Linked DNA regions of Homo sapiens: region 2 is linked to region 1. The links are chromatin contacts, found by POLR2A ChIA-PET in ENCODE. All regions are on one chromosome and are shown on one strand. The core of a region is the stretch at or near the end of the contact, and the rest is flanking DNA. Distances in the headings are between cores, read along the strand shown. Region 1 overlaps AFF1 (ALF transcription elongation factor 1). Region 2 overlaps GPRIN3 (GPRIN family member 3).

The links. ChIA-PET counts read pairs that join two places held with the same protein, here RNA polymerase II (POLR2A).
Region 2: POLR2A ChIA-PET joins it to region 1 with 10 read pairs in T-cell. The contact joins two enhancer-like sites. POLR2A ChIA-PET finds 5 or more read pairs at or near these places in 2 of 52 experiments (T-cell and activated CD4-positive, alpha-beta T cell).

What each region holds. Positions count from the first base shown.
Region 1 is chr4:87,017,966-87,021,592 of GRCh38, reverse strand. All of the region lies in intron 2 of AFF1 (ALF transcription elongation factor 1), which reads right to left. Among named protein-coding and RNA genes, the nearest start is that of AFF1, 85 kb to the right of the region's middle. Within about 2 kb of position 1,537, at least 3 of the 41 ENCODE cell types and tissues checked have a DNase peak (open chromatin) inside an H3K27ac peak, as active enhancers do.
Region 2 is chr4:89,301,344-89,304,970 of GRCh38, reverse strand. All of the region lies in intron 1 of GPRIN3 (GPRIN family member 3), which reads left to right. Among named protein-coding and RNA genes, the nearest start is that of GPRIN3, 4.6 kb to the left of the region's middle. Within about 2 kb of position 1,675, at least 10 of the 41 ENCODE cell types and tissues checked have a DNase peak (open chromatin) inside an H3K27ac peak, as active enhancers do.

The DNA of each region.
Region 1 (3,627 bases), core at 288-2,787:
CTATTATTTCCAAGGCATACTGATTCAATCAAGTCTGCCAGAAAGTGGGATACTATCCACAGAAACAATGATACTGTGAAACACTGCTTCTGCCTAAAGCCAGATGTAAATCACCTATAGAAATATGATTCCACTCTTACAGAGTTACATTAAAAATACATTCATTTATGACAAGAGCAAATGTACATTTTTACTTCTGGATAAACTGAGGCAAACAGGATTTCCCTAATGTCTCCAAGATAAATGAGTGGTGTCTGGTGAGTGACTCAGGAGTCCCTGGCCCTCTACTTTAGCCTTTCCCATTCCATGAAAATCTACAAAGAACACGGTAATCCATTTAAAACTTTAGTACTTCTGAAAAACAGGATGAGGTTTTACAAATTTGTTAGGAAGTCATCCTATTACAAGGCCCCAAGTTGTTTGACAGAAGACTCAGAAAAATTACATGAGAAAACAGCCACAAAAATTCTGAGAGTGCACCTCAGAAGGGTAAAGAAGGGCAATCAGCCCGATCATATATTAAAACGCATACAAAGGTACAGTGAATTTGATGATGGCGCTTAAATATAGAGAACAGAATGGTGAGTCTTGGGGAAGAGAGGAAGGGTTCAGAAATCTTCCATCACTCCTTAAACCAAAATAAAATCCGCATGCAGAATATATTAAAAGATACACATCTTTTTAAGAAATATCACCTATACTCAAAGAAACCTTCTGGAAGAATACATTAAAAACTAATATTGCCAAACAGGACAATTTGAAAAGACGACGTTAACAATGATGACTACCTGTGCATCAAAAACATGGCATTACTGGGCATGGTAATCCCGCCTGTAATCCCAGCATTTTGAGAGGCTGAGGCAGGCGGATCATGAGGTCAGGAGACTGAGAACATCCTGGCTAACACAGTGAAACCCTGTCTCCACTAAAAATACAAAAAATTAGCCGGACATGTTGGCACGTGCCTGTAGTCCCAGCTACTCAGGAGGCTGAGGCAGGAGAATCCCTTGAACCCAGGAGGTGGAGGTTACAGTGAGCCGAAATTGCGCCACTGCACTCCAGCCTGGGCAACAGAGCAAGACTCCATCTGAAACAAAACAAAACAAAACAAAAACATGGCATCAACATTTGCAAAGAAACTTAAGATAGCAGTGTACTCATATGAGGCTTTTATTCATCTCTTAGTCCATGGCAGATCAAACAGACAAAATAAGAATACAGAAATAAGATACAAAACCACATTTATCTCTGGACTCTGAAAATAAAGCAAATACGTTCTTTCTTACATGGTCGTGAAACATTCATAAAAGCAATCATTATGCCACAAAGGTCTATAACTCAATACATTCATTTGAAAATAACTGTGAAGAGAAGTACAAAAGAGATGAGGTGATAATGAATGCAGATCTTTGAAGCAACTTTATGTAATTAAATATAGCTGTGATACACAAAGGACAAAAACTTTCAGTTCCTACAGTAGTTTATTGTGATCACATTTTTTCAAGAAGCCACAGAATCCCTTGAGAAAAAGGTGCTGTTTTCAAAAAATTCTGTGTTTTTCCTCTGCTCTCACACAACAATCGTCAACACAGAAGACTTCTGTGATCAAACGTGGGAGGAGGAGATTTTCCTACTATCTACACAACTACCTGGAGATGGAGTCAGATCCCACAGGTTGAGGGCTCAGTCCCCAAGACTGCCCCCCCCCGACCCCTTCAGACACCAGTCACAGGTCTGGACCTCCAGAACTTCTGATAGACTGGTTTCAAGTTGGGATCCCACGGTTTCAATTAATTTGCTGGAGTGGCTCACAGAACTCAAGGAAACACCTACTTAACGTTTAACGGTTTATTGTAAAGGACATTACAAAGCACACAGATGAAGAGATGTGTAAGGTGAGATATGGGGGAAGGGGCGTGGTGCTTCCATGCCCTCCCTGGGCACACCACTCTCCCTAAACCTCCACATGCTCAGCTATCCAGAAGCTCTCTGGAGACCCAGTCCTCTTGGGCCTTTTATGAAGACTTCATAGTGTAGGCAAGATTGACAACCATGTAGAAATGTGACTGGACAAAAAGGGTATGATCTAAATCAACCAACACCCTTCAGTTCAGATTTTTCTTGGCCTCTCTGTACAGCATTCCTTCCTCCAGAGTATGGGGCAGGAACTCTCTGGAATAAAAGTCTTTAGACTTACAATTAGATTAGAGTCCTGCCTTGGGCAAGTGAAAGGAAGATAAGAGAAGGTCACAGAGAGATTCTGTCTCCTGAGGCCTAAAGTGCCCCACCATTATAACAAAAGACTAACAAGGACTGTGGGAGTTATGGGCCAGGAACCATGGACGAAAACCAATATATAATCATAATATCACTGGTACTTAAACCATCTGCTACTTCCTAAACTATCCAAGGCAGAAGATTATTTCCTATTGCTAAATATATAAAAAAGAACACCACTTCTGTGTTTTCCTTCATGGGCTTTGCTATTTATCTCTTCAAGATCTATTTTTGGCAGAGATAGAGACCATCTTTCACCCCACTTCCCATAACAGTCCTTCACACATACAAAAGGTTGTTTTGTAAATTAACCTTTATATTTAATAGCCAGGTGGAATGCCCTCCTTACTGTCTAAATCTTCACTTCCTTATAACTGTACCTCACTGACCTGGGGGCCTTTCTAAATTCTACCACATCCCTTATTTGATGGCTCCCAAAGAAAAATGTCCTCTCGAATTTCTTTTCAACACTTGTTTAATGTGTTTACATTTATGTGCCAATTAAGCCTAAGTTTTAGAAACTATAGTCTCTATTTTAAAGTTCATAGCTAGGTTGTTATGGTACTCACTTTGCCTTTATTAAAATAAATTAAAAACAGGGCTAAGTTTTGGTAGAACTACAAACCACTAAAACAATCAAATTTTTATTTCAAGAAACTGCCACATGACGGTCATTTCCTAACATTTTTATCCCTGTTTAAAAATGCCATCCTTGGAGGTTGCAGTGAGCCATGATGGTGCCACTGCACTCCAGCGTGGCCAACACAGCAAAATTCTGTCTCAAAAAAAGCCATCCTTCTCACCACCATCACCACTTACTTCCATGTACATTCTAGAAGGACAATTACCTTTCTCTGTGTCATGGCTTGCTCTTTCTCTGCCTCAGGTAACCCTCCTCAGAGGTTCTCCTGGCCCCACACCAAGACCAATTCCCCACCCCCTATTATTCCCTCACAGTATCCTGTTTTTTGCCACTGTGTTTCCACAATTTGCACTTGTTTTATTTGTCAGTTTGTTTGCTTATTTCTGTCTCTCCCACCAAACTATGAGCTCCTTGTAGGGAGGGAGACAGTGTATTTATCTAAACCAACTCAGAGCCCTGCACACACCAATGGTTGGCTCTTAGTGAACAATGAAGTACTCAATACATTTACAGATAACATGAAAAACACTTAATGCGTGTGAATTGGCCACATTCATAAAGCTGTTGATACTGATATAATTCTTACGCAGGTAAATTAATATGCAGAGCAGCAGATTTCAGTAACTTGCCACAATGCATTGAGGCTCTCCAAGTTGAAAGAACACTTGAAAGGCTCATAAAGGAAGAAATGAAGACATCTTCTAGCC
Region 2 (3,627 bases), core at 426-2,925, 2.3 Mb before region 1:
TTACCTTAATTTACAATAGGCTGCTTAAAGGGGGAAAAGTCTTAATTATTTTTGGCTCAAATATTTCATCTACAAATGTCTACCACCTACTTTGCATATTAGAAAAATAAGAGAGAGAATGAGGGAATAGAGGTTTGAATTATGTAGAAATGAGTTATAAAAATTCAAGGATTCTTATTTTTATGAGAATAGGGCTCAGGGGAAAAGAATGACAAAGAGTGTATATTCTAAGTATTTATTTGTCCTAGATGACTCCAAAAGGCAAACATATGATAGTGTAAAAAACAGACTGAACAAACAAGTAACTCAGGAACACAGGCTAAACAGACCCCAAAGGCCACATACATTTTTAAAAATTATTTTTTAAATGAGAGAAATAGTTACAGTAATCCCATAGTAATCATTAAGTGCCCTTCAAGAATGGTGCTTTTCAAACTAGCACACTGTGAAGTCAGTTTAGTGAGTCTGATCAGCATTTTTATTTTTGAAAAATAAAATACTAAAACAGAAGAGTAAGTATTGTTCATGAAATTCCTTAAATATATATATACGTATGTGTGTGTGTGTGCAAGCCTGCATAATGGACTGTGATATAAAATGTATACCTCATTATACATCATTTTCCAAAAAGTCTGAAAGCTACTGCTTTAAGTGATACAAAGAAGAGATGTTCCCAGTTTGCAAGATGCCAAGAGCCGACCAAGAGATCTGACAGATCTGATAGACAAGCATTTTCCGCAATATTCTGAATAGCATAATTGCCTGATTGAGGAAGGCAAGACTTACAATTTAGTGAGTACATGGCAGTAAAGTCAGAGAGCAAGATCCTTGGGGACTGAATTAATCTGGAAAGGCTTCAAGGAGGAGGGGGATCTTGAGTTAGTTTATAAAAGATGGATGGACCTGGATGTGCAGTGAGGAAGGGGTGCTGATTTCATGTCTATAGAAGGAGGAAGCAAAGAATGAGGAAGTAATGGCAGTTATATTTAAGAATCATTTAGAAAAGAAGAAATAAATATCAAGTTGGAAGAGAACTGCAGTAGAATTTCTGCTTGGACTGAAATATTACATGAGTTACTTTTTAAAAAAATAAATTTCATTGTGTATATTTAAAGTATACAACGTGATGTTATAAGATACATACATACATATTTTATATATTTTTTATATATACACATATATACATATTTTATATTTTTTATATATAAATATATATAATGGTATACATGTATATACATAAAATGTAAAATGGTGACGGTGTCTGTAGTGGAACCAAATAACGTATACATCTTTTATATCTACTACTTTGTATCCTTTGACCTGGATGCCCCCTTTTCCTCCCCTGATCATCTTCACCCTGGTAATCACTGTTTTATTCTCTAGCTCTGTATATTTGACCTTTTTTGAGTTGTTAATTATTTTATGACTAAGATCTATTTTCCTAATACTGCTACTTTAAGAAAATCTAGCCAGAGTGGCCATAACATCATAAATCTGCCATTTCCTGCCATCTTTTTATTTATTTTGCAGTAATTTACTGGTTAGGCCTTGTTCAGTTGAATGTTACTGTTGAACTATTGACATTACGAGATACACCACATTGTGGCGTGATTATTTCATTTCTCAGAATGCAACTACAGTCGTTGGCACAGAAGGCCGAGGTGGTCATGTGAGGAACTGACAGGCTGTGAAGATGAACCAGATCGCTTGGTAGCCATGAACTCCTAAAGGAACGGCAGCATCTGCCATATTTTCTTTTCGTCAGTTGCTCTATGACTTGTCCATCTTCTTAGTTAGATATTTAAATATGTTTGTATGCATTTCTAGAAAATTTATTCTTGTGTTTTGCTGTACCCTAACAGTTATTCTGAAGAGACAAAGTTAGAGAAGAAAACCTTTACTTGTGTTCCTGAACATTTTCTTGGTGGGCTTCATTCAGCTCTTGGTGTCTTTTCTCTGGAATAGAACAATTTTGTGATATTTTCACCCTTTTAAATGAAGCTATACCTTAAAACAGAAGACCAGGGCCAGTTAAGTCAGAGATTCATCTGCTTGAATTAGTTGATTTGGAATGCAACCAAATATGGAACTTTGCTTTTTTTAAAAAAATAAAAATGACTTGGACCTCTTTCTTATCCATATCAGAGTGTTCAAATTAGTGATAATCTAACTTTTTGCACGTAAGAGTCAAGTCTGGAATAACAAAAACATTTAGAGTCTGCATTTGGATTGAAATTCTGAAATTACTGAATTTCAGGGAGAAAATGTATACACTCTTACAATTTAAATTACGTACTCTCTTGAATGCCAGTGAGAAAAGTTTTCACAGCTTTTTAACTGGGCATATTGGAGTTGGCAACATAGTAACAGCTTTCTAATTGTTCATGTCGGTAATTAAATTATTGGCTTTATTTTGAAGCTGGCAGCATAATCTGGGGCCCCAATTATTATTACCAGGCAGTTATAAATGACCCTAATCTGAATCTGAATCTGAATCTGGAGGTGGGGCTTAGAAATCTGTATTTTTATAAAGGTCCCAAAAGGATTCCAGTACCCAGATTTGGAAACCATTGCCTTTATTTACAAAGAAATAAATGATTACAGATGAGTCCCAAGGAAGTTAATAACTGTTTCTAGTCACTAATAGAGCTGAAGCTAAAAATCCAGAACTCCTCTTTCTAATTCCCCAGTAATTCTTGGCTAAGGGAAAAAGGACCAGGACCTGAAGACAATGTCCAAGAGTTTTCTCCATGGTGAGGGAGGAGAATCAGTTACTGTGCACCCCTTCCTCCAAAATTGAGAGTCAATTCAGTAAGTCTGTCTAAATGACAATGCCATGATCTCATCTCTGTCCCAAGGGTCTAGCGTAGCAGAAATATCGTGGGGATCAGCTGGGTGATCTAAGACAAGACAATTTCTTGGCCTTACACACCAGATTCCATTTAAAATTTTTAATTCTTGGATCCTAAATAGCGTGGATACCAAGCCACCTCTAGAAGATTGGTTTAGTCAGGATTCACAGCTTTGTGACACTTACAGAAGCAAGAGAACCCTTAAAAAAATTCTGGAGGCTGGAAGAGTAAAAACTCACAATGTCAGGCATCTCTGGGGACCTCAGCATTGTTGCTAATTCAGTAATGGACAGCTGGAGGACGGAGATATATCTCCAAAGCCCCTTTGACAATCACATTTGCATCTGTTAATTTTCTGGAGGAAAAAAGAGTTACAGAGAATTTTTTTAAAACTTGAATTGCAAATAGTCCATCCAAGTGGGAGATCTGGTTTATGAAGAATAATCAGATGCTTTATGTTAATAGATTCTTGATTGTTTTTCAGAAATCAGTTGTTATTGATTTCTAAATAGCATAAAATTAAAATAAGCATATTGTGTCTATGGGAGACTCTTCTCTTTCTTTATAATGTATAACTTTGGTTTAATGAAATGCCTGAGGGAGTGAAGTGTTTGTGTGAACTATATTTTCTGAGTAATCAGAGCATTTTTTGTTTCAATTCTTGTTGACAGTTTTTCTAAAATGTAATTAGCCTGCAAATATTATCAAGATTTGAACTTTTGCATTGCCTCTGTGTCTTTATTCTGAATTATGACTGTACAGGACAGATATGCTG